3 separate regions of the Homo sapiens genome follow, and regions 1 and 2 are each linked to region 3. A link is an interaction called in ENCODE POLR2A ChIA-PET data of the cell type or tissue named here. Cell type or tissue: PC-3. All regions are shown on one strand. Each heading gives the region's core, and the rest is flanking DNA. Links, peaks and the distances in the headings are about the cores only.

Region 1 (10,894 bases), core at 1,231-9,230, 620 kb before region 3:
TTAAAAAATATGGTATGTTTTCTTCAATTCTGATGTTTTTATATGTTGAAGATGCTGGAATGGATAGGAATGAGACCTGAGTCCCAGGAGGGCTTGGATAACTTTTCTAGTCTTTTGATTCCTTATCTCTCACATAAGAAGTTTCAATCAGTTGATTTCTATGTTTACTTTTAATGCTGATATTTTTGATTTCAAATTACATGTAATGCCCTAATTAACTATTTAGAGAAATATAAAATGTGCATTTGGGAAATACTAAAATAATCTGATATTTCTTTAAGGAAAAAAATTGCTTCTTTATTCCTTAAATTAATTTTTTAGTCACTTGGCTTAGAGATGTTTTCTTGATGGGTCTCTTATTTGCATACATTACTATTTTACTTTGCTTTGACAAAAATCTAAGAGGTAAAAGAAATGAGGAGTCTAAAATAACACACAAATTTCCATAAGAGAAACTTACTACAGGAACCTAACACTTTGGAAAAATATTTGATTAAGTACCTGGAAGAATTTTGCTAGACTTAGGTGGAAGTATGCTTGCAGAATTTTGTAAAATACTTTTCTGATTTCCTTGTCTTTTTTTTCCAGACAGATCTTGCTGTGTTGCTCAGCTGAAGTATGGTGTTGTGATCAAAACTCACTGCAGCCTGGAACTCCTGGGCTCAAGACATCCTCCTGCCTTGGCTCCCGAGTAGCTGGGACCACAGGTGCAAGCCTCTGCACTGGTGAATTTTTAAACTTTTTATATAGACGAAGTCTCATTATGTTGCCTAGGCTAGTCTCAAACTCCTGGCCTCAAGTGAACCTCCTGCCTCAGCCTCCCAAAGTGCTGGGACCGCAGGTGCGTGCCACTGTGCCTGGCCACTAAAATACTTTTGTAAGTGAAGTATTTGTCTCAATTCTAAGTTTTAATTCAGCTGTATTTCCTGGAAGCAGTTCTCTACAATTCTGTAAAATGAAACTCTAATCACTAGTGCTTGGGGATTACGTCCTTTTTTTTTCATTAGTTGTCATTAATTCCTGTTGGGAGTATTGAAAAATTAGTAATATGGGAAACATACAAACAGATCAAAAAAGCACTCATCTGAAGGTACCAGTGTAAGTTCACAAACTTGGCTGTACATTATAATTATTTGGGACTCTTTAAAACAAATTGATGGCTGGGTCCCAACCTCCACAAGTACTTTTTTTTTTTTTTTTTTTTTTTTTTTAATACAGAGTCTGGCTCTGTTGCTCAGGCTAGAGTGCAGTGGCACAATCTTGCAGTCGCGGCTCACTGCAACCTCTGCCTCCTGGGTTTAAGTGAGTTTCATGCCTCAGCCTCCTGAGTAGCTGGGATTACAGATGCCCACCACCACACCGGGTAATTTTTGTATTTTTGGTGGAGATGGGGTTTCATATTGGCCAGGCTGGTCTCATGCTCCTGATCTCAAGTGATCCGCCCACTTCAGCCTCCCAAAGTGTTGGGATTACAGGCGTGAGCCATCATGCCCGGCCAAAAGTCTTGATTTAATTATTCTAGAGTGTGGCCTGGCATTAGAATTTTCTCACCCCCTCCAGGTGATCCTGATGTGAGCCAAGTTTGAGAACCCCTGCACTAAAGAAACGTCCTCGGGTCTCCTTCTGTTCCCCACCTTTTGCTGCCAGAATTCGAGTCCTTACTCCTTGCTAGACTTTATGACCTCTTCCCTCCACATACTGTTGCTACATTCCTTTAATAATGAATTTTTATGTTTAGTTCCCGATTTACACATCATCAGCAGGGTAGGTGTGTAAAAATAATAGTGAAGACATGAGTCTATAAAGGTGTGCATTTGATTGGATTAACAGTATTAGATGGATCTATCTATCCACTCCACCATTTTATGACACTGTGGGCAAATATGTTAACATAAATCCTAAATTCCAAAGTGATACATTATACTTCTCCGGATTAGCCATCGGTTTGTTTAGTTGGATTTTGGGTTATAGAATGATAATTGCTATTTATTCAAAGTGTTTCTGGAATGAAAACAATAGAACTTATTGCCACCTCCTTTATGTGGGTTGGGTGTATGTTGGTCAAATTCAAATACAAACAAAATCTTCTTTGGTTGGTAATTCACCTGAATGCATAGGCATTAATTGGTTTGTAATGGGCATTTTGAAACATTTTTACGCTGATTTAAGTGTGGGGGAAGATTATTCTGTGTTACCTAGAGCCCAAAATCATGCAATTGTCTCTTTATTCAGGCAAATGGTTTCATTTCTCTCTTCTTTCCTCTCCTTAGTGAAACAGAGGCAATTTATTGATAGGGTGATCAGCCACCCCAGTTTGCCTGGGACTAATGAGTTTCTGGGCACACTGGGATGAATTGGTCACCTTAATTGATACAGCGAAAATTAATAAGACTTTAAAGATATTTTAGGTCCTTGCATGAAAAATTATTCATATGTTATGATTTACATTACCAAATCATATATAAACTATGATTGTAAATGGAAGGTTTGTGATTGTTTTCTGGATTTGGTATTACAACTTTCTTTTCAGCTTGTCATATTATTTTTAGATATTCCTCAAAATATTTTTCTAGCAGTATTAAAAAATTCACCTTGAGAAAAATAGCATATTTTATGCACATTTTCTAGATTTCAGGAAACAGATAATGTCCAAAACAGCAGAATTAGTTGGTGCTAAAATAGAGAAAAAAAATCATTTTTAGATCTGCTTGGAGACTATAATAACTAGTAACATAAAGAAGTTCTCTTAGTAAAATGAAATAGAAAAAGAGAACCTAATAAAGTCTAATATGAATCCATTCTTGACCCAAATAACAACAAAAGTCACCATATACGGCCAGGTGTGGTGGCTGACGCCTGTAATCCCAGCACTTTGGGAGGCCCAGGTGGGTGGATCACCTGAAGTCAGGAGTGCGAGACCAGCCTGACCAACATGGTGAAACCCGGTCTCTACTAAAAAATACAAAAATTAGATGCGCACAGTGGTGGGCGCCTGTAATCCCACCTACTTGGGAGGCTGAGGCAGTAGAATTGCTTCAGCCCGAAAGGCGGAGGTTGCAGTGAACTGAGATGGCACCATTGCACTCCAGCTTGGGTGATAGAGCAAGACTCCGTCTCAAAAAAAAAAGTCACCACATACAAATGCTGCACAAAGAAAACTTAGTGAAGATGTTTGTGTACTGGTTATTTTTGAGTCTCTTTGAAATAGTAAAGATAAATTATTAATTTTACATCAGAGAGTTAATGTATTTAGTTAAACCAATAGTACACTTTTGCTAGGGTGTGGTTATTCTGTTTTTATTTTTTTTCTTTTTTCTTTTTCTTTTCTTTTTTTTTTTTTTTGGCATTAAAGATCAGAAACACCAATTGTTGCCTTAAAGGGAAGATGAATCCAATTTTAACAGATGCTCAGTTCAGGAAATATCAAAAGCTACCCTTTACAAAGGAGTATTAAACATAGAGACAAAAAAATATGCAGGGCATTGCCAATGTATCAGATGACAATGGGACTAAATCACACCCATTTTTGGTTTAACAGCTGTTAAATGAGTCAAGAGACCTGGATCTAGATCCAGCTGCACCGATCCAGTGAGTGTCTGGGTAAATGCCTTCACTGCTCTGGGCCTCTGTTGATTTGTCTGTAAAATGGGAGATTTTGACTATCCTGTGTCTACAGTCTCTTAAATTGTTAATATCCTATAATTCCATGTGCAGTATTCTGACGATGTCTTAGTGGATATGTGGATTTCCCCCTTCCTTTTCTCCAGCAGTGCTCCTCTGCAGCAACCTCAGAACAGTGGCCCACACTCCTAGAATTTGAGAAAATGGCATCTTCTTCAGAGGACAGAGGTTCGTAGTCTCAGTGGTTTATTCACCTGCTACAGCTCAGCATGTGATGTGGTTTTGCTGTGTCCCCACCCAATTGTCATCTTGAATTGCAGCTCCCATAATTCCTATGTGTTGTGGGAGGGACCTGGTGGGAGGTAATTGAATCATGAGGGTCTTTCCCGTGTGCTGGTCTCCTGATAGTGAATAAGTCTCACAAGATCTGATGTTTTTTTTTTTTTTTTTTTTTTTTTGAGACAGAGTCTCACTCTTGTCACCCAGGCTGGAGTGCAGTGGTGCGATCTTGGCTCACTGCAACCTAAGCCTCCTGGGTTCAAGCAATTCTCCTGTCTCAGCCTCCCAGGTAGCTGGCATTACAAGCACCCACCACCATGCCCAGCTAATTTTTCGATTTTAGTAGAGACGGGGTTTCACCATATTGGCCAGGCTGGTCTCGAACTCCTGACCTCAGGTGATCCACCCACCTCGGCCTCCCAAAGTGCTGGGATTACAGGCGTGAGCCACTGTGCCTGGCCGAGATCTGATGGTTTTATAAAGAGGAGTTCCCCTGCACAAGCACTCTTGCCTGCTGCCATGTAAGACGTGTCTTGCTTCCCCTTTGCCCTCCATCATGATTGTGAGGCCTCCCCAGCCATGTCCACATGTGAGTCAATTAAACCTCATTCCTTTATAAATTACCCAGTCTCGGGTATGTCTTTATACCCGAGCATGAGAACAGACTAATATGGCATGATACTCTGGATCCTAGTATTTGCAATTTGAATTTTGGATGAGTTACTTCCCCTTTTAGAGCCATAGTATCTGTCTGTAATGAGAATTTTTTTCCCTTAATCTCCTTTTCTAGCTTAGAGTAGCCTAAAAGAGAGTTACTCTTTTAGGCCTTTCAGCTTTTTTCCTTTTTAAAAGTGAGATAGCATACTTTTTGGTCATCTCACACTCCCAGTGAGGCTTTCTGGGCCTCCCTTTCTCTGTTTCCTCCCTTCCCTTCCTACTGGCAGAAGTGTGGATTGTGGAGAGCCTCATGACCCATGACTCATGCCTAGGTTGCCTGGCTACAGGGTGACAATTCTGCCCAGTGTCTGGCTGCCGTGAACATGTCTGATGTCTGGAGATTTCTCTGGATCTTCCATGGACGATGTTCTGAGAACCCCTTGTTAGGATGAAACCCTGAGGTGCTGTCTTGCCTTATGATATTAAAAAAAGACACGATGCAGCTAGTGCGGAGTTTTATTGGCTACAAAATAGATGCAAAATGATGAGAATCTGAAGGCTGCAGTAGGAAAGTAGAGCTTTACCCTCATAAACTCGCACTTTGATTAGAAAAGTGCAATATATTAAGAGCATTATGAGAAGTCTGGTGAGACTGTTACAGAAAAAAAAAATAAAAGTTTCTGAGTCTGATAATTCCAAGGGTATCTTTTAGAACTCACTCACTGGTGTCTGTGCAAGGACTTTCCTTGGGGGAAAATAGATTTTACAACAGGCGGAAACTTTCATTGGTCTCATGCGTGCTTTTGGATTTCATTCACTTGACAAAGAACTAATCTTCCGTTGATGGTCTCCTGGGTTATGGCCTTGATCTTTGGAGTTGCAGACACTGAGAAAAAGAGCATGGAAGATGTCACTGCCATGCTTCTTCCACCATCTGAACTGTACTCATTTTCATTTCTCTGCTGTCAGCCCCTGAAGGCTCTCAGTGCCTTCCAAATGATCACTAAGCAATGAGGTGGGCTCTGCTGCTGGGAAAAGGGATTTCCCAAAGGAGGGATTTTCTCCCACTCTCCAGGAAATGAGGATCTCTGAACAGTGTCACCTTCTGGAGGTGAAGACCTTCATCATAGGTGTGCCTCATATGGAACCTAGTCTCTGACCACAAGCACTTGAGGAGTTCTTTCTCTGCCTGTGGGCTTTGTAGCACTGCACAGATTCCTTGAGCTTACAGAGCACTTAGTGCTATTCAGGGTACCTCATTTTAAAGTCTAGAAAGCATGCCACATGAGGAATGGGTGAGAAGCCAAGGATGCTTACCATGGCTGTTTTCAAATATATAACTTATTTGAATAAGTGCCTGTTGAAACATCAATAAAGCAATTCTAGACCATAGGGAAGAATTGAAATCATTAATAAATTTACAAGGGAGAATTTTGTTAAATTAAAACCTCTCCATTGGGACCATCCCATCAAGTATGGGTTCCCCATCCTAAGACATGTGTGAAGAGAGTCTCAAAGACCCTTGTCTTATTTTGTAGATGGGTAGCAGTGAGACCAGCTGTCCTGTGATGATTACTCCAACTGATTCTTTGAATCTCCAATGCCTTAGAATAGGTTTATCACAAACTAATCAGAAAGTGCCACTTGTCCCAGACTACAGTCTCCTGCAACTTTTCTGTGAGATATTAAAGGTAATCTGAGAAAGCATGTTTCCAGGTCAAAGATGTTTGGGAATACTGGGCTAAACAAAGTTAAACTTTTGTTGTTTCTACCTCTTTCTTGTTCCTTTTCTCCTTCAAAGCAGTACCTGTTCCATCTTTAATACACTGAACTGCAACAGGACTGTCCAAGAAGAGGATCATGGCACACAGTATTTCTAACCTTATCTGGCCATAGAACACAGTGTTCGTAATACACTATTCAAATCTCATGGAACACGAGTGTTCAACAGAATCATCTGAGAAATGAAATCATGAAATCATTGCCTCTTAGTTTTCTAGGGGTTTAGTAAACTGACTCCATTACTTAATAGAGACATAATACTATTAATTATCATTTTAATTTTCTTTACTGCTTGCTTTTACCTATATTGAGGACAATAATGAGAGCTTACATCATTTTGTATTAGCTAATTTGTTCATTGAAGATTCCTGACCCAGGACATTTTGAACCCAGGACATTTGGGAGTACATTAAGGATTATGACTACTACAAAATGGATAACCATGCTAATTCCTTAAAAACAGAGATTCAAACAATGAAGGAAATTTTTTACCTTTCATGCTCGACTTTGATTCTTCCCGTGTCCTATAAAAGTGATAAAGGTTAAAGCTCACTTTAGTATTAGCAACAATCATAACAACTTCTCAGGATGAACTAACTTCCTTCGCTTGCTTGTAAATCCTCTGCTCTTTAATGAGGATAATTGTCTGAGCTTAGTAGTCTCAAGGTCATGGGTTCACGGGAGAACCCGTCTGGATACAGAAGGCATTGGGTACCGCCTCCTGCTAACCCTGGAGTCAGGGGAAGTCCACCAACCATCCCCTCCTTTCAGCTGCAAGCTTGGTTTTCTCTAGGATCCCTGCCAGGGTCTGGGTCTCAAGCCTGAGACCCCTGAGCTTCTCAGGCTGTTCAAAGTTTGGTCTAGTGATGTTTTATTTATGTATTTTTATAAAACTTCTATCCCTTCCTTTCGGATCATAGAATATATATGCCCTTTATATGGCCAGCTGTTGTTATTTCCTGGGGTGGCCAGAAATATCAGATTGAAAGTCTAGACATCTCTAGCTCATATGCATCTTTTTTTTTTTTTCTCTTTTGCTGGTGGACTAACACATTCCCCCTGCCTTCTTTTTTTTGGAGCCAAAATTGTGTGCATTCCTACTGGGAAACACAGTGGCCAAATCCTTTTGAATTGTTTCCTTCTAGAGACTTTAACTCTTCTGACTGCAAATCTTAGTGTCCTGTGAGTATTAGTTGATTAATTATACTTGCTGCTTAGTGAAATACAGCCAGCTATAGGTATCTTCTGGAGTAGCTCAACACAACTTTTCTCTTGCTAGAGTGACTCTTGCTAACAGAACCCAAAGATGCACACATATACCCACAGGAGCTGGAGGTCCCTCGCATGCTCCTCTCGTGCCAGCCTTTGCCTTACCCTTCACTCTCTCCCTCCAGGAGCCGTCGGTACGTGGTGATTTCCTTCTCCAGGTGGGTTTTGATGCCCAGCAGCACTTGGTATTCATTGTTCTGCCGCTCCAGTTCATGGCGTAGCTGCGTCAGTTCCTCCTCATAGTGGGAGATGATCTCTTGCATGTCCTGGAGCTTGCAGGAGTACCGAGACTGGGTCTCGGATAACATGTTTTCCAAAGCAGATTTCTGAAAGAGGAAATGATCTTCTGTTAATTAACTGATGGCTTGATTGAGTCAATAACAGGTGATTGTTGAGTACTTAGCAGATGTCGACCAGTTGGCTAGGTGTCTTGGTAGCTGCTGAGGACACCAAGATGAGAAGTAGGCTGACTTACAGGTTTGGGACTTGGGCAGTCAGGAGTTGAGCAGTGTTAGGACTTTTGAAGTCCATTGCCTTGCTCTGAACTGTTGTTTAACTCCTTTCATTTTATCTTTGACCTGATTGAAAACTCCCAAAGAGCGACAGCAACTGGGACTGCTATCTCTTTGTATCTTCGGAGAAGGGTCTCAATTAGGGATGCCAGATAAAATAGAGAACATCTAGTTAAATTTGAATTTCAGATGAGTAATGAGTAATTTTTTAGTGTAACTATGTCCAAAATATTGCTCCAGTATTGCATGGGACATGCAAAAAAAATTGCTTTTTATTTGAAATTCCAACTAAACTGAGTATTCTATATTTTAATTTGGTAAATCTGGCAACCCTAGTCTCAAGCAATGCTTTTTGATTATGACGATGGTAAAAAAAAAAAATGTCATTTTTTGAGGAAATTCTAACAGCTGCCAAATGAAGTTTCTGGGCTAGAATATGGAGGATTGAGTTCAAGTCCCAGTTCTGTTTGCATGTAACACCTGCTTTTCTGAAGCGCATAATTTTAACCTTAAAGAGAATCTCCTAACTGTGCTGGATACTCTCCCTTTATCGTGGCTGCTAATTTTCAGGGGGCCGTTCATGCTGCCTGGCGGTTAAAGCACATTTCCCTGGTCAGCCAGTCTCCTACTCTCCCAGGAGGTTATTTTGTTCCCTCTCCTCTGTCCTTGCCATCCTTCCTCGGAGTCCATGGCCTCGCTTCCTAATTTTGTTGATGAAATGAAAGCAATCGGGAGAGACCGCCCACTGCTCCCTACATTGCTCCCAGGCACATACTTGAATCTGCATCTGGGTGCTGGCTTCCCTCTGTTCTTTTGTGTGAGCTGTCTGTGCTCCAGTCATCTCGGCAGTTGCCCGCCTTCTTGCGTTATCAATATTCTCTCTGGATTATTCCCACCAGCTTTCAAATAGAATAATTTTTCCTACCTTAAAATATATCTTTCTTAAACCCATATCTACCTTCAGCTATCATCCAATTTCTCTGCTCTCCTTCAGCTACAGCAAAGCTCCTCAAAGAGTTGTCTATGCCTGCTGTTCCTCTTGAGACCCCTCCAAGGTAGCCTACAAAGCCCTACACTGTCTGGTTCTGTTGGGACTCCGCGGCCTCACCCTGTCTTCCTCCCTCTTCCCCTCCCTTCCCCTCCTCTTCTCTCCTTTCTTCTTCCCTTCATTCACTCACTGTAGCCACATGGACTTCCCTGCTGCTCCTCCAACTCATCAGACACACTTGTGCCTTGTCGCTTTTGCACTTGCTGTTCCCTCCTCTTGGAACACATCCCATCACCACATCAAGCACCTCCTTACCTCTTTGCTCACTGCCACTCTAACAGGAAAACCTTTCCTGACCACCTTGTTTAAGATAGCAGCTCTTCACCCTGGTGCATCTGCCCTCCTCCTCTGCTTCATCTCTGTAGCAATTTTCTCCATCTAACATATATTTTGATGATTTGCACATTTATTATCTGTCACTCCTACTAGAATATAAACTCCTTCATTAAAAAATCCTCAGTGCTAAGGATTGGTGTCAGATAGTAGAATGCATGAAAATGGGTATACATGCCTCGCCTGTTTCACAGGGCCATTGTGAAATACTGTATGTTAAAACGTTTTGAAAGTTGCACTATAATTATTTTTGTACTCATGATCTCTACGTGCACATTTGCAGTGTCTGTTCACCATCACGGATGCATAAAACACAGCAGTCATTTACCCAAGTGCACCTGCAACATAAATGAACAAATCATTGCCTCTCAAGACTGAGGGTAGAATCGCACTTGGCAATTATATGGATGAATGATTAGAAGACTCAATAGGGTATACTGGGAATCAAATGATAGACCTTCATAAATTTTGAATGCTTATGACCATGCTAAGCATTTTTCTAAACTGTGAAGATGATAGAAATGACTTGGACACAAGAACTTAGAGTTTTCTGGGTGATAAGACATATACATAAATGAATAGGGCAGTGCTTTGGAGTTAGCCAGGCCTGGATCTGCCACCTACCATGTTGGCACTGGAATTTCTCTACATTGGGGTTTGAGGGGGGTAGCCTGGTTGTAAGTGGAGAGGGCACTGATAGAAATTATGGGGGTCTAGAATCCCCCTTCCTCCAAATAAATCATATGGTTTCATCACCAGTTACTTACTAGCTGTGTGACCTTGGCCAATTTATTTTACTGTTGGAGTTTTGGTTTCCTCATCTCTAAAATGGGGACACTAAGACCTATCTGGGAAGGTTACTGTAAGGATTAATGACATTTAATATCATGAACTACTTAGCACAATGCCTGGCACCATCGGGACACTCAATACATGGTAGCCCTTTATTATGGTTCTCATCATAAACAATTTGGATGGAAAGTGGAAAGTGAGAGTTGTCCCAAGGGAGTTGAGGGTCAGGGCCTGGGAGAGAGGTCTCAGAAGGCTTCGTGAAGGAGGTGGTGTGGGATTCACGGTTTTCCTAGCCTTGACTCACCGTGCTGTACTGTGTCTGCAGGTCAATCTCCAGGGCCTGGAATGTGCGCTTCAGTTCGTGGATGTCACCTTGTCTGCTCTGCACAGTGGCTGGACTGGCTGCCTCCTGGGACATGGCTGCAGACTGTGGGACCAAGCAAGGCAAAGGCGTCAGCATTGGGACCTCATGGAAATGCAACCTTTGGGAAGTTTGTGCATCTTTCTTTTACCTGTTCTTTATACCAAGTGTCCAAGTCTCGATGCTTCTTCTTTATTATAAGCTCATATTCTTGTCTCATATCCTCCAGGACCTTAATCA
Region 2 (10,894 bases), core at 1,889-9,888, 120 kb before region 3:
ACTTTCCCTGTGCATACGTGAAACAGATAAGCGTTTTGGGAGTGAGAAAAAAACGGCTCATAATAAAACTGATGGTTTGCAATTTTCAGAAAATAAAATTATGCTTCTGTGTACTGGAGTCTACAGGCTAATTAAGGCAGGCAGTGATTAACACTTTATGGTGTCTGTTCTCAGGGCCTCACCCACCTTCCCAGGCATCTTTCCTTTCTATTGACCCTTTCACCAGACTGAGTCCCTCATCACCCTTGTTTACAGAAGATACGTACTCAAGAACTTTGATCTTTCATCTTTTGAAATATTTTTGCATTTCTTTGAAATGCATCTACCTTGATTATCCATTGCTTGGGAGACTCTAGAACAAAATTTAAATTTCCTTAATCTTCAGACACACTCAGAGCATCAGAACCTTTATGGCCTCCCCTATTTCTAAAACAAATAAGCCAGTGGCCATTTGTTCAATACACCCTGGAAAAGGGCAGCTAGCCAGCTTCCAGTCTATGCTAACAAAGATGCTAATTTGACCGCATTCCTAAGATGAATGAATTCACCACGAGGGCCCTTGAAGCAGCAAGTGTGTTTCAGCTGGCACTACAACATAGCATCTCCAGGACGAAAGGGACTTCAGGGTCCTCTAGTCTAGTACCCATTTGCATTAAATCCCTTCGATGACCTTCCTCCAACTAGTCATCTAGTCCACCATTTTCCAGGAGAGCTTACACCATCAGTTCCTGTGGCTTACAAACAGCTTCCCAGGCTTTGTGCAAGACACTGGTATCCAGAAAATTAACAGCAGCTAGCTCAGCCTTAAGGCACTCACATTATAGAGAATTTTTAGAAAGTCTTCACAAATCTACCTTCGTGTTACCTCTCCCTATAGCTTTTGTTGGGTCATTCATTCATTCATTCAACAAATAGCTATGAAGTACCTACTCTGTGCCAACCAGGGGCTGAGCTGGAGGCTAGTAATACATTGGCAAGTAAGTCAGAGAGTTGGCCCTTTAGTTCATTTACTCTCCAGTTCTCCCCCATGGTGTCCCATACAGGATAAATCTAATCATTCTGCCATATTCTCAGCTCTTTGTGGCAGATGTGAGATTTCTTACTCCTGGTTCTGCATTCAGCATGGTTCAAAGTCCCCTTGCCATCCCAGGAATGTTTCCCTGGACATGCTCCATGATGTAACAGTTACTATCACTCTTAAGTGCGGGCTGTACAGTGGGATTTCTGATTAGTTTAGATTGAAAGGCTGCCAGTAGATGGCCAGAAAACCTTCTTGCCCAGGACTTTTGTGTAAACCATGCTGGAGCCACTGGCTATTCAGCCATGACAACCAGCCAGCCACCAGTTGGTCCCATATACAGTCAATGAGACGCATGGGGACCCTTCTCTGTAACTCTATACAGATGTGGGTGATATTCTCCAAGGCATGATTTGCCTTATCCTGGTGACTTACTCTGAATGTCTGATATTCCTGAACTCCTGTTATACCAAAGCCCTTCTCAAGGGGATGGGGGATGCAGAGATGAAAAGGAGAAATTTCCACCCTCAAAAAGCTGAGAGCAGAAAAAGAGGTCACGTAACTCAGTGGAGGGAGAAGTGACTGGAGCTTAGAGATATAGAGGGGCCATCAAAGACACTTTGTCTGGAACTTAAGATTGGGAAGACTTGGATGGGCAGGAAAGATGGGAGACAGTTTTCCAGAAAAAGAGGATGAACAGGCCAGGCGCAGTGGCTCGCGCCTGTAATCCTAGCACTTTGGGAAGCCGAGGCAAGCGGATCACGAGATCAAGGATCGAGACCATCCTGGCCAACATGGTGAAACCCCATCTCTACTAAAAATACAAAAATTTGCTGGGTGTGGTGGCACACGCCTGTAGTCCCAGATACTCGGGAGGTTGAGGCAGGAGAATTGCTTGAACCTGGGAGGTGGAGGTTGCAGTGAGCCGAGATCGAGCCACTGTGCTCCAGCCTGGGTGACAAAAAAAAAAAGAGGATGAACACAAGAAAACACTCAGAAGCAGAAGTGGGCTCAAGAGAACTGGGTACAACTTCAGAAATGCAACAGCCAACAACAGGCCTGTCCCAAGTACTGGACCCCCAAAGAAATGAGTTTGAATGACACAAAATGTCAACCCAAAGAGCCAAATTGCATTTCTGAAGCCTGTAAGAGTGAAGTTTGTACTCCTCTATGCTAAAAATATTGTCTGCTTCTATTTTCATAACATCTCCACCAGTGGTCAAACTTTAACCAGCATCAGAATCACCCAGAGGGCTTGCAAAAAATGCAGGTTTTCAGGCCCCACACCACAGTTTCTGATTCAAGCGGTCTGGGGTCAGGCCAGGGAGTCTGCATTTCTAACAAGTTCCCACATGACACTGATGCTGCTGGTCTGGGGACCACCCTTGGAAGACGGAATCACTGCTCCATAGCAATAGACAAGTTTTGTGGTGACTTCATCCTAGGTGAATGAAGCACCAGGTCACAAAACAGGATTTGATGAATTCAAGAGGAGCCAGTGTTTGGATTACTGTACTTCAAATCAGTTAGCATGCAGTTTTCTCCAATGTAATAAGCAAGTTCTGTTTGTTTTCCTAGTTTGCTCTTCTTTGCTGAGGTTTGTTTTAGGAGGATATCTAGGATGAAGGAGAGAGGAGAGACAAAAAGGAAAATATGCACACTGTGTTGCTTATGCCTGTGGGGAAGAGGCCAGTCCACGCGAAAAACAATGTTCATAAAGGACAGATAAAGGTCACATGAAGTAATATCTATTGACATCTATTATGTGAAGGGAACCGAGCTTGGCACTTGGTATACAATATTTTACTTAATTCTCTCTCACACATTCACAAATCTATACACGCAAATTAGATAGACACCTACTATGTGCGGCCTACTGTGTTATTATTTGACCACCTACTATGTGCCACCAAGTATTATACCATATGCTTCCCATATAGTTGTGTCTTTTCATCCTTATAACCACACTACAAAGCAGTTACAAGTATCCCACTGTAGAGTAAAGAAAACAAAGCTCAGAGCAGTTAGGGATGTTGTCTGAACTCACCAAGTTGGAATGAAAAGTATGGGCCTTGAAATGTCAGCCCAGGTCTGCCTGACCCTGAAGCCCAAGTTCTTTCTGCTCTGCCCAGTGACCCAGAAAGGGCCAGATAGTGGACTCTGGACTGAACACAAGGCCAACACTCCTAGACGCCAGCTGTCCAACTGGATTTATTCAACAAATAGCTATGAAGTTCCTGCTCTGGGCCACACAACTTGCCTGAAGAGCTAGAAACAGAACAGAGTCCTCTGGAGGTTTTTGAGCAGATGAAAGAGAGAATCAAAGGAGAAATTTTAGAAAATTAATCCAGTGCCTGTCAACCTAAAATAATCAAAAGGCTCAGGATCTGGTTAAAAAGAGTTTTTTCAAGCATGGCATGTGAGAGCCGTCTTCTGGGGACACACGAACACCGAAGAATGGCAATCAGTACTCCCAGTGCAGGGGGAAAATGAAGATCACTTATATAGGCAAAAATAGAGGTGCTGAACAGAATTACGACGTTTTCCACACAAAGGCTAGTGTACAGATGTAAGATCTGATTGACCGCTATTGATTACACTCTCATGGGGTTGCTTAACATTCTATTGTAAAAAGGTAGCAGTCACAAGGGCCTCCTTCTCCAATGTCATTTACTCTAGGTTTGAATACAGACAAGGGAGTCTGGTTACTATGCAACATGTCAACACACAAGTCAGGAAGCAACTGTCTTTGCAGGAGAGAAGAAGAACAGCTATATCGCATGACCCAGTTTCCAAGGCTTAATTTTTCACTTCGGCATAATAAATTTAGAAAGCCCTGACATTTCATTTTCTTTTTTGTTTGTTTATTTGTTTTGTTTTTGTTGTTGTTATTGTTTTAGACGGAGTCTCGCTCTGTCGCCCAGGCTGGAGTGCAGTGGCGTGATCTCAGCTCACTACAACCTCCGCCTCCCGGGTTCAAGTGATTCTCCTGCCTCCGCCTCTGGCGTAGTTGGGATTACAGGCATGTGCCACCATGCTTGGCTGATTTTGTATTTTTAGTAGAGACGAGGTTTCACCATGTTGGTCAGGCTGGTCTCAAACTCCTGACCTCAGATGATCCACCTGCCTCGGCCTCCCAAAGTGCTAGGATTACACGCGTGAACCACTGCGCCCGGCCCCATTTTCCTTTTACCACTGCCCAGTGTGCACCCTGGAGTGGGAACACTCCATCTTCATTTCGTATGCTCTCTAGCATGCAATACAGTGCCTTGTACATAATATTTACTCAATAAATAGAACACAAAAGAGTGAAGGGCTGGTGGTGTGTGCAGAACAAACCTGGCACAGAAGAGAGCAGGAGGAGGCTCTTACAAGAATCCAGGCAGGATGTGATGGAACCCAAAACCAGCCACCAGCAGTGCTGAAGTAAAGGAAGGCACAAAGGACATAGATGCTGCAGAAGGACTCTACAAGACAGGGAGAATTACTGTATATGGGGTCAAAGGAGGAAGAGAAACCGAAAGTGGCCCCAAGGTCACCCCCAAGTTCCTAGGACAATTGTGTGCTTCAAGGGAGCTGAGAAGTCAAAGGAAAGAGCTGGCTAGAGCGGGAGAAGCTGCATTCAAGTTTGGAGAGGATGAGTGTGAAATATAGCTACCTGGGACTGGCCACTAGGGGGTCACAGACAAAGGCCTGGGGCCAGGGCAGAGCAGCCTGGGTCACTGAGAAACCCTCCTCCTCAGAAGCTAAAACGTATTACACCTGGCAGGCAGGTAAAGCAGGTAAGCTTAGCCCAGGGGCTCATACTTGAATAGGAACGGTGATTCTAACTGGGAGAGTCTGTGTATCACCCCCTAGCCCCAGTGGGGAGGTGATGTTTGGAATATCTAAAACAGATGGCAGGGAAGTTATTTTAGTTAGAGGAAGTGTCATTTGAAAACAAGCATAACCTGTATTTGAAATGAGCTGTCTTTTAGTCATGATACGAGTTTGGTATTTACATTTTTGAAAGTTAAAACATTAAGTGAGAAGGCAAGATATCTTTACATTTATTAAGTGGGAAGGCATGGTTATGAAACACTGAATTAGGTAGAAAAAAGATACATTAAAAATGGTTTAATTTAAACAGGCTGAGAACTTCATGAGCTTCAAGCTGAGCTCATGAAGATTATAAGTGGCCATGAGAACAGATGAAATTGATTTTGTTCTTGGTCAGGAAGACAAAGAGAAGATGCTGGGGGGAAGGAGGGGAGGGTGGGGCACACACCATCAGCCTTAGGTATCACATATCATCGTCTACAAAAAAACTATCCAAATAAAAAATGCTCCTGTTCAGGAAAGTCCAGAAATTCACTTCAATCTTCTTGGCTTCCCAGTGTAGACAGTGGTGGGAGCAGGAGTGGGCCCTTCCCCAGAGCTCTCTCGGTGACTGCAGTGTCCACCCCAGCAGCCTGTAGCTGTTTACCCTTTCTCCTTTCCACTTTGCTGGAATTTGTGAGAAATGGCATTTGGTGTCAAAAAATACATAAGTGCATGGGCCTCATGAGCCGCAACTGATGTTACCACGTGAAGGCTGGGAAGAAATATCACACATCAGCCCACAGGCAGTGCAGGATTGGTGAACTGAAGAGGGACGGGCTAAGCACTAGGTGGCTCAGAACCAGATGTGGCCCCCAGCCAAGGGAGCAGAAGCCTCAGGAGAAGGAAAATAAGAGACACCTGGTTGCAGTTATTGTGGCCAAAGCAAAGCCTATTGTGCCACATTCAGGGCTATATCCATCCAGTCGGTGAGAGTATGTGAGGCAGAGAGGCCAGGGACAGGCACAGAATGTCCAGGCGGGAGAATCACTTGCAAGAAAAGATGTCTGGGATTTGGTACCAGAGGGAGCCCTAAGCTCTCAGGCTAGGATAACGAATGTGAGTAAAACCCCAGGGTCCAGGTGTCCTGACTGCACTGGTTACCCACCTGCCAGCCTCTAGCCTTCATTTTCTATGTACCTGAGTGGCACCTCCTGTCACACCTAGCCATGGGACCTCATAGGTAGAGCTTGTTAAGGGTGTGACCTGGCCAAGAAAGGTGGGGACAGGTCGGATCTCCACAACCCCATCACACTGAGGGTCAGGGAGGGTCATGGCCACTTCTTAAAACATGACTCTTGTGGGTTCCTCATTAGAAGAGCCCACCAAACAGTCTTGTCCTCTGACAGCCCAATGAATGCTTTTTTGGATTCAGTTAGGCTACTTGGAGTGAGAAACAGGCCTAATGACAACAGAAGATGGCTTTTATTATTGCATGTACATGAACAAGGAATATGGCCAAACTTTCCAGCCACCAACGTAGAATCTAGGGCCCCGATGCTGAGAGTGGGTTCTGCTACTATCTCTTCAGCTCCTTTTTCTCTCTGGGAGGAAGAGATTGTACCTGCTGGTTCCTAGGGAGCCCCAATAAACCAATATCCACTGAACACCTTCTAGATGCCAGGAACATTAGATGCATTACCCCTCAACCACAGTGAGAGGGAAATACAACTATCCTACTTCCACAAACAAGGAATAGGTCTCAAGAGAATGCAGTGACCTGGCCAACTTCACTCAGCAAGGTGGGTTCAAATCCCACTTCAGAGTCACCAAGGTGGGATTTGAACCCAAGTTTCCCTGACCCTAGAGAAGATCCACCTCCACCACACTATGCCACCATGAAGAAGGACCAGTTTTTCATTGCTCTTTGCACCAGGGCACATGGACAAGCTGAGACCCAAGAGTTTCATTCTTCTGGACACACTTGGTGCTTGCCGTAAACTGACTAGCATGGCGTGGGAGGCAGCAGCCTCTCTGGGCTGCTCCTCCACCTGCTTATAACTGCATCTGGCTGTGAACCACCTTGGCCAGTGCCAAAGCCACATCTGAGAGGCAGGCAGGGACTTGGAGTGCTCTGATGGCAGCGGCAGCCCTCACCGCCAGCACCTCCAAGACAGCAGCAGAATAGACAACAGAAACATCAGTGGCAGCATCTCTCTAGAGAAAACTAAAGCCTAGAAGTGCCCCAGGACCAAGACCCCAGTCTCCAGTGCCCAATCTGGGCCTCTGCATTTGGGAGAGTGGGCGAGAATTCCATGGCTCCATGAAAGGGGCCAACTGGAGTGAGAGGAAAAACTTGGCAACTTGGCTCAGACAATTCTCAACACGACCTTCCTTTGACGATATTAGAATGCTAAGTGATGTGATTTTGCTCTTGGACAAAATAACAAGAGGCTGAAGATGCCAAAAGCATGGTAGGGACATGTTAGCTCTGAGCTGTTCTGAAAGAATTCAAACTTGGCAACTGGCATCACTTCCTTCCACCAGTCTATAGGGATCCCTGGGAAAGGTGAATACACATCCAACATCAGGAAGGGACCTTCATCCAGAGGCCCCAGAGCACCCCAGGGAGCTCCTGGAAGCAAGATGTCAGAGCCAGTGAGGACACAGGACCTGACGACCAGGACTCTCCGACATCTCACATACAACCAACACCGGGGAGACAGCACTTGGTGCAGGAAGGAGGTTTATTGACCATTTAATGCAGGGAACCCAGTTACATTTTTGGAGATTCTGAAACACTGGAATAGAACTAAAAGTACCAAGAAGAGACACCAGGAAAAATAATTGCTTTCATGGAAGATAATTACAACATTTTAGCAACAACAAAAAATACAGCTTAGAGGCATAGGCAGGGAGCCACTCCTTGGAAGTATCTGCTACCGGTTGATTTAGGGAAAATGCCTCAGTGAGTCTAGTCTTGAAGGAAGACTGGGCAAGGTGAGGGCACTCCTGACCCCAGTGCAACCAGCCTCAATCTCCTAACTCGGGCCTTCAGAATCATCTCCCCATGCTGGCTCCATGGCCAGAGGGAGACCCACCGGTGACAGGGCCACAGCTTGGACAAGAAGTACAGGAGGCAGGCGTGGAACAGGGATTGCAGGGGAGTCTGCAGGGAGAGAAAGAAGAGTTACATTAAAAAGATGTCTCAGTGATTGATGGACAAGGGTAAGATCAGGGTGAAGGCTGGGCCTGCCACCAACAAGGCACACAGACCAGAGAATCTATACCAACAGTTCTCTCATCTGTGTCTTTCTACATCCAGGAATCCTTGGGGAAGATTTGGCTTAGGGACCTGGCTATCATTTAGAGAACATTTTCTCAATAATCCAGTCTGCACAGACCAGGAGAGGTTAATGAGTCACTGAGCAAGAGAGCACAGGAAGGCTTGTTTGTTAAGATGATATCTTCTGCAAGCACTTCCATTACCTCTGAGGAATTGCCTGACAGTCATGTGTGTGGCTTAGGAATTGCCCAGATCACACGTACTTGCAGTCCTCGCTCTCCAGAAGGTTCCGGTATGTGGCAATCTCGTTCTCCAACCGGGCCTTCACGTCCAGCAGCACCTGGTACTCCTGGTTCTGCCGCTCCAGGTCGGCCCGGATCTCAGACAACTGCTCTTCCAAGTTGCTAATGAGGCTCTGCATCTGGGCCAGCTCTGTGCCGTAGCGGTCCTCCGCTTCACACAGGGAGTTCTGCAGACAGTCCTTCTGTAATGGGAAATAATGGGGTAAGAGATCCAGGTGCCCCAAAACTCAGCAGTGAAAATCATGACCAAACTCATCACACATAGGGCAAATTCCAAAATGTCATAGGACATTCTCAGAGCTCTGGAGAAATCACTGTCAACATGACCATGACTTCTCTCTCATGCACACAAATCTAACTTAAGGAACTGTCATGTTCATCCCTGTATCCCCAGTGCTTGACAAAAAGCAGGCACCTCGTAAAATCTTGTGGAGTGAGTGCCTGAACTTCCGCACTGTGTTGTAAAGGAAGTGGACTTGATTTTCTGAAGAAACCATTTCCCTGGGTCACACTGAACTTGACAGCAAGACGTCTCCATCGGGTATAGAGGACCCCAGATCTTGACTTAATGTTGAAGGAACTGATTTGTGAGACTTTAAGAGATGCTACTACCAGGACATGGCATGGGGCATTTGCAGTGCAGTGAGGGTGAAGGACACGTACCAAGGTGTGCTGGGCTTGGCGCTCCACCTCCAGGGCATTCACCGTGCATCTCAGCTCCAGGATCTCCGACTGGCAGCACTGCAGCTCCTCGGAGCAGGACATGGCCTGCAGGCTGATGCCTTCAGACTGGAGCACAGAGAAACACAGTCACCTCCCTGCTCAGATGGAGGCCAGGTACTCCCTGGCTCTGTAACCCCCACTCACCTGGGCTTGGAACCACTGTTCCACATCCTGGTGGTTGGTCTCCACCATGGCCTCGTACTGAGCCCGCATCTCCCCCAACACCCTGTTCAGGTCAATGGTGGGCTCAATGTCCAGCTCGATCCGGAACTTCTCCCCCAGCTGACTCCTCAGAATCTTTACTTCCTGCAGAAATGGAAGCGATAGACAGCCTGCGTAAGGAAACGGCCTTTGATGGAGCAGACAGCACCAGGACTCCGTCCCTGGCAAGCAGTAGGAGGGGAGTCCCACACATAAGCAAATGGGAAAGTCTTGTCCAGAGTGCATTTGGGAGAGCCCACCTGGACACCTTCCTCATGCCCAAGGCAAGTCTGCACTTTCCACAGAGGCCCTCTGGACCCTCAGACCCACCTCAGCCCTGCATCCTTAGGCCAGCTGAGCCCAGGCAATGCTCTGAGAGCCCCAGGGCCGGGGAGCTCCCCTGTCTGCCCAGCGCCCTCCCCAGGAGTCTGAGCAGCCAGGGCCACACCTGCTCGTGGTTGCTCTTGAGGGAGAGCTGCTCCTCCTTCAGGGACTCCTGCTGGGCCTCCAGGTCGGCCTTGGCCAGGGTCGCGTCATCCAGGAGCTTCTGCGTCCCGCACTTGTCCGCCTCCACCAGCTGGTGAAGGGAGCGCTCACTCTCCAGCCTTCCGTCACAGGAGGCACAGGGTCAAAAAGAATGCCCCAATAGCCCCTCTCAGCTGCCCTGGCTTCCTACCTCCCACACCACCTTGGATCCTTATTTGTTCACGTGGGCAGTATACACTATTCTCAACCCTGCAGCGACACGGTTTGTAGTCAGGACATTATGCCCATTGACCAGATGGAAGACTGAGGCTCAGAAACAAAACACGAGTTGTTCAGAATTCCATGCCCAGTTAATAGTAAATGCATGGACTCATCCTAAGTGTTCTGACTTCAAATGCAGCATTTATTCTGCCATAATAGGAGTCATTTGGCCAGGAAAAAGAATGGCTAAAAATAAGCCTCTGGACCTTCAGTTTGCTGCTTTTCCTCTTGGATTCATTATTTCTCGTTGTTTTCTTGCTTTTCCCCTTCATTCAAGCACAACTCTAGCTACCAAGGAGCTTCAATGACAATTCCTCCAGCTGATGGATTTGGCCAAGAGTCAGAGAGTCTAGCAACAACCTATGCATTGACAGTTTATTTTTGTGATGACTCAATTTTACTTCTGATTGAAAAGCAAAATCCTCTTATCTTCTAGATATGGGAGAAAGTGACATAGGTTCTAACCAATCTAGACTACAGCCCTTCTTTTTCTTTCAATGCTTATATTCTCTTTCCTCCTATATAATGACCATTTCTAGCAACAGGCTAATTTAAGGTGTGGAGAGAAATATTCTTCTAGTCAAAAACTGTTTTTGAACACCTACAATATAGACTGAGTAATGGGGCGGGCCCTTGGAAATACAGCAGGAGAGAAGTCACACTGACCCTCCTCATCCTGACTTACTTGATCCTAAAGTCATCAGCAGCCAGCTTCGCGTTGTCAATTTGTACAATCAGCCTGGCATTCTCAGCCTTGCTGCACAGGATCTGAGGAAAACGGAAAGACGGTTCACACACAAAGCACCATACTCTAAGCTC
Region 3 (10,894 bases), core at 1,005-9,004:
ACAGCCTGGGAAGACAGGGGCCTGCCTCCTCCTCACTCCCTCTCCCTGGAGGTGAGTACGTGAGCAGGCTCACGCTCACTCCACACAGGGAGGCCCCCCCACCGATCTTAGCCAGGGGTGTCTCTCTCAGCTTTTGTCCTGCCCTACTCAATTTGGGCCTCATTTGACGCCTCTGCCCCACTTCAAGCTGTGGCCCATTCCATCTGGACTGGGGCAAGGAGAGTGCCAGACACAGGACAGAGAGAAAGAAAATGTCCGGGTGCCTGCCCGGATTCCCAGCACCCAGGAGAGGGCACCTGGGTGCTTCCCTGCTGCCTTCTGGCTGACAAACTTCCCTCCCATCAGGATCCTGGTGGGCTGTGGTGGCGATGCTGCCTCCTTCAAGAACAGACTCTGGGCAGTCCCAGATGAGCAAGACCCCTCCACAGGCAAAATCTTTCCTTTCAAAACCCATCTGATCCCACGACTCCTGAGGGGAAGCTTCAGCTCTGTACTCCCCCTCACCTGGGAAGGTTCCCGTCCAGAAACTCAAATTGTCCTCCTCGGATGCAGGGGTCTTGGACACTGCAAGCATTTTCACTGAACACCCGCTGTATGCTGGAGGCCACCTCCACCCGGCGTTGGCCAGAGCATCCTCCCTGCCTACCTGCCCCCTCCCTTTACCTGGATGGCAGCCATGCCAGCTCCTCTCAGTTCCATTGGCATGGGTTTCTTCTCCCTGATATGTCCACCCTGACCCGCTCAGGCTGGGTCAGCATTCCCACCCCCACCCACTTGCCCAGCACTTACCACAGCTCTGTCTCCCCATCTAGACTTGGAGCTTCTGTATCTAGCCCCAGGGCTGACTCCAGCACTAGTAAACATTTAATGATTATTTGCCAGAACAGAGCCTTCTCCTGAAGCCCTTTTATTTTTTTTCATTTAACACCAATTATGGTCCACCTTCTGTGTGCCAGGCACCTTCTAGACTCTGGGCTTCAAGAGCAGGGCAGTCTAAAGCTGCCTGCCCTCCTGGGGCTTTCATCTGGGGTAGGGGGCAGAGTAGCAAAGCCAGGGAGGGGGTCAGCAGGGAAGGCCATTGAGGGGTGGTCAGGGAAGGCCTCTCTGAGGAGGTGACACATGAACAGAGACCTGAATGAGGCAAAGGAGCCCTCAGATCCCCAGGGAAGATTATTCCAAGCCAAGGGCACAGCAAAGCCAAAATCCCTAAGGAAGAGGGAGCTTGGTCTGTTCAGGCAACACCAAGAAGTCCCAGTGGTTAAGAGGGGTGAGCCAGAATGACAGTGTGCAGGAGATGAGCCCAGGGGAGGCCAGGACAGAGCACTCGGTGTCTGCGGTCTAATGGAGGCGCTGGCTTTTATCTTGAGAGTAATGGTGCTTTGAGCAGAGGAGCACTGGGACGCCCTCCCCACCCCTGGCTGCTCCCTGTGGAATAGACCGTGGGGCCCAAAGAGCTGGAGATCTAATAAGAGGCTCTAATGGAGTTCAGGTGAGAGACACTGGGGGCTTGTTCTGGGGAGACATCAGAGGACTTCAGGAACAGTGGCCTGGTGCAAGGGATATCCCGAGGGCAGAGCCAGCAGGTCAGGCTGACGATTCATGGGGAGGACAAGGGAAGGAGAGAATCTTGCATGGCTCCTGGTTGAGGTGTGAGCCTCCTATTTGCACTGAGGTCAGGAAGCTGGTCTGGGACGGTGGTTTATCTAATCCACCTCCAGGAAAGGAATCACACCGGGGCCCTCCTAGATCTGTGTTGGAACGCGTCCTGGCAGAATTAGGTTCTACTAACCAAGCAATGACTGTACCCCGATCTCTGCCAGCGCTGATGCCTGCTGAGGGAGGGGAAGGACAAGGGCTGTGTCCACCTGGGCCCTGCCTTCACAGACGGAGCCCACAGTTAGGGGTTGGTATGAAAGAGGCGACTTTCTTTTTTTTTTTTTTTTTTTTCTTTTTTTTTTTTGAGACAGAGTCTTACTCCATCACCCAAGCTGGAATGCAGTGGCGCAATCTTGGCTCAGTGCAACTTCTGCCTCTTGGGTTCAAGTGATTCTCCTGCCTCAGCCTCCTGAATAGCTGGGATTACAGGTGCCTGCCATCACACCTGGCTAATTTTTATATTGTTAGTAGAGGCAGCGTTTCACCATGTTGGCCAGGCTGGTCTCAAACTCCTGACCTCAAGTGATCCACCCACCTCAGCCTTCCAAACTGCTGGGATTACTGGCGTGAGCCACTGCGCCCAGCCAAGAGACAGATGATTTCTAATGAAGATCTGTGTTTTCTACATTTTCAAAAAAGCAGCAGTGAGCATGTCTCACCTCTAGCATGGGTTGAGGGGAGTGCTTATTATTTTCAATTCTGACTCATTCCAGGCTCCACTGGCTTTAGGCTGGCAAGCGGGGCCTTGCAGACTTGGGGGAGGGGTGGTCAGGTTAGTGAGTTTCTGGACCAGGTGAGCAGGGGGTTGGGGCAGAAGGGGCATTCCTAACAGCAGCTGGAAGGAGCTTCAGAGCTGCTCTGGAGACAGGATGCTGAGGCCCTGCTCATCCCGGCTCCAACCGGCTGCAGGATAAACATTCATCAGGCAGAAACCACAGAGAATCACATAGCGAGATGGGCTGCCAGGAGCTGGGAATACCAGGAATGCCCAGGCCTGGGGACTAAGGGGGAGATGAGGGAGAACGGGGGAGATCCCCTTTGCCCCAAGGAAGAGCAGCTGACGCCTGATCCCATGAGAGGGGCCTGGTATCTGAAGCGCTTTTTGAAGTCAGTTGAAAAGGAACACTATCCCACCTCAAAGACACACACACAGAGTATTAACAGAAGACAAAGCCTCACCGGCTCCCTTAGGCATCTCACGTGCATTCCAGGCAGGAACTACCCAGTGCCAGCATCAGCCCTCAGCAGGCTGCCCAATTACCAGCCCAAGGCCTACCAGCCGTGCCAGCACCAGGGAGGCACGGGGGATGCACCAAGGAACCACAGTGCCAGGAAGCATCTTCTGCCCTCCCCTGGCTCAGTCCTGCCAAGACCCTTCCCCCTCCAGTGGAATGTGCTGGAGTTGGAGAGGAAAGTGCTTCCTCCAAAGTCCTTGCCTGGGATTAGGGCTGGAGCCTGTGGGGATGAGAAGATCCACCAGAGATATCTGTCCTCGCTGAGTAAACATACAATGAGGACCTGGTACACAGAAACCGAACAAACACATCCCAACAGGGATATCCATGTCTGGGGCTTCAGAAGAAAGGGCTGGAGCATGGGGAGAAGAGAGGAGGCTTCACGAACCCCAAGTTTCCCATTCCTGCCATGTCCATGTTACCTCATCCTTATCCTCACCTTGACTGCTAAGAAACATAGTAAGCATCTTCTTGGCCGTGCACAGTGGCTCACACCTGTAATCCCAGCACTTTGGGAGGCCAAGGCAGGTGGATCACCTGAGGTCGGGAGTTCAAGACCAGCCTGACCAACATGGCGAAACCCCATCTCTACTAAAACTACAAAAATTAGCTGGGCATGGTGGTGAGTGCCTGTAATCCCAGCTACTAGGGAGGCTGAGGCAGGAAGAATTGCTTGAGCCTGGGAAGCAGAGCTTGCAGTGAGCCGAGATAGAGCCACTGCACTCCAGCCTGGGCAACAGAGCAAGACTCTGTCTCAAAAAAAAAAAGAAAAAGAAAAAGAAACATAATAAGCATCTAAAAGCCCAGCAAGATGATTTAGACAAAACTCCTACACTTGTAGGATGGGGGCATAGAAATCTTCTAGCCCAGAGATCTTCAAGCCTCGCCTGCTAAGCCCTAAGCAGAGAGGTGGGAGCTGAGCGGATCTGCTGTGACCACCCACACTCACACACACTTACACACCTCACACAGTATTCACACCTACTCACACATGCACACACATGCATACACATGCTCACACATACACTCACACACTCCCAGGCCTTCTCACACATGCATTCACACTGGTTTTATATACTCAGCTTTCTGTGAGATTTTGCTTCAGCAAAGATTCTCCCTCTTTTAAAGCCCAAACACGTGCTTCAGCCTACCTCCAGCAGTTTATATAGGTCAGAAAACTGAGAGAGAGTGGGGCCTCAGCCTGCCTAAAGTCCCACAGCTGGTGTCCTGCTCAGCAGAAACCAGCAGGCAGGTGCCCTGGAGCCAGGATGTCTGTCCCCAGGGGACGACCTGAGCTCGGGGAAGAGAAAGAGGTAAACACTGTAGGCTCCTGACAAAGGCAGGAGGCAGGCCAGGGTCAGAGGAGGGACATAGACCCGGGGCTGCTGGAGCTCAGATGGAGGGCACCCTGAGTGAGGGATCAAGGCCTGGGTAAGCAGGGAGGGCGCCCTGGAGGAGGGGGCCCTTCACAGCCCCAGGGTGAGCCACAGTAAATGGTGCCTAGAGTAAGGACATGGAGGTGGCGGATAGTGGGAAGTTCCAGTAAAAAAGAAATCTTATAAAAACAGGCTAAATGTATTGGCCTCTTCCTCTATGCCTAACTCTGTTCGAGTATGTGGCATCCATGAACTTGTTTAAATCATCGAAGCTCCCCTATGCTGTGGACACTGTCATCACTCCCATTTTGCCAACTAGGAAACTGAGAGCTACTTGCTTAAGCTGAGTTTGGTAAGGCACCGGGCTGGGATTTGAACTCACAAGGTCTGGGCCTGCACCTTGCGGTCTAACCACTGTGTCAAAGGAAAACCAGGGAGCAGAGGCTGCAGAGCTGGTTCGAATCAGACAACAAAGGGCCTAGCAGGTCAAGCCACTAGATTTGATTTTTTATTTTTTTCCTGCAGAAGCCAACAGTGATTGTTTGAGCCAGGAGATGATACATGCAAAGTACCAGGTGAGTCAGACAGCAGGTTTCCTGAGGCTGGAAACACAGGGCTATCACCCAGCTGGGTCAACAGCCCTGTCCCAGCACCCCCTCACTCCTTCCCTCTGCTGCCCCACCATCATCGCCTTATCACCTCAAGACCAAAGGACCACAGCCGCCTCCCCCAGAGCTGACCTACCCCGGCAACTCACCCCAGCACCAGGCTCATCTGTCTCAAGCCAGCTTTGATCAAATCCCTGCTCACAAATTCTCACAGTCAGCCTGTTCTTTACAGCAGCAACTCGCCATGTGGTCCTTCCACCCCCAGGACAGAACCCATGGAGAGGCGAGCCAGGGTTACTGAATCGAGTCTTTGTGGATGAACCTGCACCTTTAATAAGTCTGAATTTTTAATAAGTTCTCCAGGTGATTCTGAGGCTCACTATAGTGTGAGAACCACTAGCCTAACGCATGAGATCCATGAGATATGGGAGAGGCACAAAGATGGAGGGCCCCCTGAGTGAGGGAGCGAGGCCCGGGTAAGCTGAAAGTGGGTAAGCTGAAAGCAAGATAAAGTGGCTGAAAGAAGCCTAGCCGTGGGCCGTTTACCTGCTAACAGAGGAAGTCCACGTTAGCATAACTAAAAAGTAACACACCTAGTTTTCTGCTTTCTGTCTGGGTGACCCTGGGCACAGGTGATCAAAGCCTCACTTGGCACAGCTGCCAAATTGCCAAGAACTGTAAAGGTCTAAAATTTTACTCTTTTTGCAAGTTAAAAAGTTGTCCTGCCATAGTTTTATGGATGCTGGCAGAAGACACGAGACCCTGGGTCAGAGACAACGACTTTATTACTCATGGCACAGCAAGAAACTTGAGCTTTATGTTGCAAAGAGCTGTGGGTTCAAATCCCAGCTCTGTGCCTTACTAAACTAAGCTTAAGCAAGTAGCCCTCCACCCCAAGTACCATGAGGACAACACAAAGCTTGACTCGAGTGGATGCTACACTACATATACAATGGGTTTTGTATCACAGCTGAGGAGTTCCACACTTGGGGGAACCAAATTTTTTATAATGGGCTGCAAGAAAACCTGTTTGATCTTTGCTCCAGAGAGAAATATTGTTATTATTATACAGAACAGTAAAAAAAAAAAAAAAAAAAGCTGCCTCTTTTCCAGAGGAAGATGTCATCTCTGTCTTCCAAGGAAGTTTACTAGCACATCCTTGAAAAGGCAGACCAGAACAAAAGCTGTCAGTGCCTCTGATTGCAAGATGTGCAGAAATACAAGAGATCCACAGACAATTGCCTCCCCAAACAAATGGGTGTATCAATATTCATCTCTCTTGAAGGTAACAAGTTTTAAATCAGATAATGTGAGAGAAAGTTCGTGGAAAAATGAGGACAATTACAATATAAGGAGATAAGAACATGGAGGCAAATAACTAGAGTGAAAGTGGAAAGTAATAAACTGGGAACCTCTTGCAACACAATTTATGGAGACAATAAAGCAGGAAGATATTCTCAACCCTTATCACCGACCCAAGGTTAATATCTTTAATATATATAAAGGGCTCCTACAAATAACTAAGTAAGAAACCAAGAACCCTGCAGGAAAAAGGGCAAAGAATATGAGCAAACAGTTCCCAGAAAAGGAGCTACAAGTTGCATTTAGACTTATGAAAACGTTCAACCTTACTTGAGAAGAGAAATGCAAATTTAGAGTACCATGAAATCCCATGATTTACATGTCAGATTGGTAAAGATAAAAAGGTTTGCTGGCCGGGCGCTGTGGCTCACGCCTGTAATCCCAGCACTTCAGGAGACCAAGGTGGGCGGATCAAGAGGTCAAGAGCTCGAGACCATCCTGGCTAACAGGGTGAAACCCTGTCTCTACTAAAAATACAAGAAATAAGCCAGGCGTGGTGGTGGGTGCCTGTAGTCCCAGCTACTTGGGAAGCTGAGGCAGGAGAATGGCGGGAACTCAGGAGGCGGAGCTTGCAGTAAGCCGAGATGGCACCACTGCACTCCAGCCTGGGTGACAGAGCAAGACTCTGTCTCAAAATAAAATAAAGTAAAAAGGTTTGCTAAATTACTATTTGTTGGGAATATGGGGAACTGGACACACCACACATTGCTGGTAGTATAAGGTCTATGAACAGTCATTTCCAATATGTATCAAAATCTTAAGCCAGGTATGGTGGCATGCACCTGTAGTCCCAGCTACTCAGGAGGCTGAGGTGGGAAGATTGCTTGAGTCCAGGAGTTCAAGGCTGCAGTTAGCTGAGATTGTGCCACTGCACTCCAGCCTGGGAAACAGAGCAAGACCCTGTCTCAAAAAAAAATTTTTTTTAATATAATTCTTTGACCTATCAATTTCTTTCACAGGTGTTTATCTTTCAGACGTACTTCTGCACATGTGCCAAATGACATGAAGTACTAGGAGGCTCACTGCAGTATTATTTATAATAGCAAAAGACCAGAAATGCCTAAATGTTCATTATATGATACATACAATAAATACATATGATAAGTATGCAATAGAATACTGTGCCACCATCAAAAAGAATGAGTCAGCTCTGTATAGTATTGATAGGAAAGATGTTCAAAGTATTTTATTAAATGAAAATGTAAGATGGTACAGTAATATAGACAGTTTGCTATTATTTTTATGTGTGTGCCAGGGAAGAAGATATGCACATCTATGTTGGTAAATGCATTGGGTTCTTTAGAAGGATACACAAGCAAGTGAGATAGCAGGGGATGCTTCTGGGAACGGAGCTGGGAGACTGAATTCAAAGAACGGAGAGACTAATGTTTTGCTGAATATCCTTTGTACTTTTAAAATTTTGTACTGAATTATATATCTATCACTTCTTCCCAAATATATATATATTTATACTGAATTTTGCATGTATTTCTTCTTCCAAAATGTATATATATATAATGCATGTACTACTTCTTCCCAAATATATTTATATATATATAATATATAATGCAGAATTATATATTATATATAATACATAATATATATAACATGTAATAATTATGTATTACACATTATATAATATATTACATGTAATAATTATGTATTACACATTATATAATATATATTACATATATTTGGAAAGAATACATGCATTATATATATATTTGGGAAGAAATAATACATGCATAATTCAGTACAAAATTATATATCTGTAAAAAAACAAAACCTAACTTGGGCATTCAGATCTGCCAAGAAGTTTGAGGTGGTGCTGGGACCCCAGGCCTGGGCCCTGCAGGAGCTCACAGCCTCAGCCTCTCTGGATCTACTGGCTGCCGATGGGCACTCTGAGCAGTTTCTTGCTTTTCCCAAAGCCATGCCCAGGAAACACCATTCATTCCCTCATTCACTCGTGTGCTGTGCGTGGGCTCTGAGCCAGGCCCTATGCCACATGCAGAATTCAGAGACGAAACAGACTCAGGCCCAGCCCCCAACAAGCTCCCAGCAGATGGGAGAGGGGAGAATGGGGGAGGGAAAGATCTACACAAATAGCTACAAAAGAGAGGCCCAGCAGTATAGCGTAGCAGGCAAGATTAATCAGTGACCATGTAGCAAGGCAGTGACAGGCCTGGCCTTTGAAAAGAGCCACGCCTTGGGGTGAGAGCCACTCATTAGCCAGGCCCAGGTATTCACCTCCCTAAGCTCCAGTTTCCTCCCCTATAAAACATGGACCATAATCACACCAGTGTGGCATGTGGTTTAGAGCCCAGGCCTTGGAGCCAGGGTGGCCTGGGTTTGATTCACAGAGCCACCATTTTATTTCAAAGCCATGTCATGCAACGGCCGTTACCTCACCTGTCAGAACCTCAGTGTCCCCGCCTCTGAAATGAGGCTAATAACACCAACCTCAGAGGGCTTGTGGGGGAATAAATGAAAAATCAGGTGTGAAGCACAGTATCTGGCACTCCATAAAATCAAGAGCTATTACCAGCAACATGAAGGTTAAATGGCATGTGTCAGTCATCACCGCAGGGGACAACCACTCAGCAGGTGTGGGCTGGGAGGAGCTTTCTGTTCTGTTTTTTGGGTTTTTTGTTTGTTGAGATGGGGTCTTGCTCTGTCACCCAGGGTAGAGTGCAGTGGCGCAATCCTAGCTCATTGCAGCCTCAAACTCCTGGGCTCAAGTGATCCTCCTGCCTCAGCCTCCTCAGTAGCTAGGGCTACAAACATGCACTACCATGCCTGGGCCAATTTTTTTTTTAAGAGACCTGTTCTTGCTATGTTGCCCAGGCTGGTCTTGAACTCCTGGGCTTAAGCAATCTGCCTGCCTCGGCCTCCCAAAGTGCTGAGGTTACAGGTATGAGCCACCATACCTGGCCAGGTATGGGTTTTTATAAAAGATTTTGTGAGAGGATAGGCACAGTGGCTCACACCTATAATCTCAGCACTTTGGGAGGTCGAGGCAGGTAGACTGCTTGAGTCCAAGAGTTCAAGATCAGCCTAGGTAACATCTCTACAAAAAATGATCAGGGCATGGTGGTATGTGCCTGTAGTTCCAGCTACTCGGGAGGCTGAGGTGGAAGGATTACCTGAGCCCAGGAGGTTGAGGCTGCAGTGAGCCATGATCACACCACTGCACTCCAGCCTGGGTGACAGAGTGAGACCTTGTCTCAAAAAAAAAAAAAAAGATTTTTGTGGGAGTCGCTCACTGCTCCCTGTGCGGTGGGGTGGAGGGAAGGGGAAAGTGTTCTTCCAAAAAGCTGAGATTTGAAGAATGAGGAGTGGGAAGAAAAGGGCTCGGGTGGTGGGTGTTTCTGGCACAGGGAAAGCTGTGGGAAATGGCCTGGCCAGGTGAGACAATGCGGGGAGTTCAGGGAGGGAGCAGTTCAGTGTGTTGGAGGCGTAACACTGGGAGAGTTGGAGGCCTGGAGGCTGGGGAAGGCAGGGGAGGGGACAAGTGCTGCCTGCGGGCCTGTTGGCAGTGGGGGTGTGGGTGGATAAGAGACGGGCCAATGGAGGGCCTCACGGAGGGGACAACTGCGAGGGTCCGACTCACCATGCAGGTCCTGAATAAAGCCGTGCTGGGCCTGGAGAAGTGTGGGTCGGGGAGGGATGGACACTGAACAGCAAGGCTCACCTCACATCCAGGAGGCCCCCCGCCAGCCCCGCCATGCCACAGGCACTGACGGTTGCCACTAAGCCTCAGAGGCCAACTGCATTTATTTGGAAATGGAGCAAGGCACTGGCCATGTCCAGGCTGGCTTTCCAGCCCTGTCCCCCAAAATCACAGTCTTCCTGCAATTACTCACAGGTGCTGGCCAATAGTGCTTAGGTTCTCAAATGCCTGCTTCTACTCAGGCTATCCTATCCACCTGCAGGGTCCTTCCCCTCAGCCGTCACAGGTTGAAACTGTGCCTCTTCACCATTGCCTGGAGTAGACAGAATAATGGCCCTCCAAAGATACGCCAATCGGAACCTGTGAGCATGTACCTTCCATGGCAGAAAGAGACTTTGCAGATGTGATTACATTAAGGATCTTGGAATGGGGGTTGGGTTATCCTGGATTATCCGATTGAGTCCAAAGTAATCACAAGGGTCCTTGTAAGAGAGAGGCGAGATGGTCAAGGTCACAGAGAGGAGCTGGGACCATGGAAGCAGAGGTCAAAGTGAGGCACTTTGAAGGAGGAAGATCCCACAAGCCAAGGAAGGCAGGCAGCCCCTGGAGGCTGGAAGAGGCCAGGAGACAGACTCTCCCGTAGAGCCCCTAGAAAAAAAGCATTTCTGATGACACCTTGATTTTAGCCCATAAGGCCCATTTCAGATTTCTGACTTCCAGGCCTAGAAGATAGTAAGTTTGTGTTGTTTTAAGCCACTGAGTTTGCCACCACTTGTTACAGCAGCAACGTGGAACTCATACATCACCTCTTCCTTCAGGCCTTTGTGATCCCTGGCACTCGCTCTTCCTCCTCTGAGCCCCTCTGGTGCTTTACCTGACCCTCTCCCAGGCACTGTCCTCTTCCTATATGGGTGAGAATTCATTGGCTCTTATCCCCTCTACCAGCCAGTGAGCTCCTTGAGGCTGGGGTCTGGCTCATATTTG

Evidence for each region. Peaks named below come from ENCODE experiments on the same cell type or tissue, not always from the same donor. Only the 100,000 strongest peaks of a DNase experiment are listed, where the experiment ranks them.
Region 1: POLR2A ChIA-PET joins it to region 3 with 6 read pairs; 8 of 35 experiments call an interaction of 5 or more read pairs at or near these places.
Region 2: POLR2A ChIA-PET joins it to region 3 with 5 read pairs; 5 of 35 experiments call an interaction of 5 or more read pairs at or near these places.

The regions. Positions count from the first base shown.
Region 1 is chr17:40,917,641-40,928,534 of GRCh38, forward strand. It overlaps KRT23 (keratin 23), which reads right to left. Exons shown (of 9, transcript NM_015515.5): 5 at 10,806-10,894; 6 at 10,598-10,720; 7 at 7,714-7,934; 8 at 6,832-6,863; 9 at 5,060-5,443. The coding sequence ends at 5,349. It overlaps LOC105371777 (a long non-coding RNA gene), which reads left to right. Exons shown (of 3, transcript XR_934754.3): 2 at 589-725; 3 at 3,768-3,851. Among named protein-coding and RNA genes, the nearest start is that of KRT23, 15 kb to the right of the region's middle. In PC-3, for the core only: no CTCF peak of the experiment used is centred there; a DNase peak (open chromatin) is centred at 4,871; H3K27ac peaks cover 850 bases.
Region 2 is chr17:41,413,002-41,423,895 of GRCh38, forward strand. It overlaps KRT37 (keratin 37), which reads right to left. Exons shown (of 7, transcript NM_003770.5): 2 at 10,761-10,843; 3 at 9,777-9,933; 4 at 9,272-9,433; 5 at 9,068-9,193; 6 at 8,366-8,586; 7 at 7,546-7,985. The coding sequence ends at 7,877. Among named protein-coding and RNA genes, the nearest start is that of KRT37, 6.1 kb to the right of the region's middle. RefSeq lists a silencer at 8,116-8,410. In PC-3, for the core only: CTCF peaks have their summits at 4,701 (motif pointing right) and 4,919; DNase peaks (open chromatin) are centred at 4,890 and 8,290; H3K4me3 peaks cover 1,245 bases; H3K27ac peaks cover 4,070 bases.
Region 3 is chr17:41,536,309-41,547,202 of GRCh38, forward strand. No RefSeq gene overlaps it. Among named protein-coding and RNA genes, the nearest start is that of LINC00974, 13 kb to the right of the region's middle. RefSeq lists an enhancer at 2,865-3,485. In PC-3, for the core only: no CTCF peak of the experiment used is centred there; a DNase peak (open chromatin) is centred at 4,823; H3K4me3 peaks cover 394 bases; H3K27ac peaks cover 3,403 bases.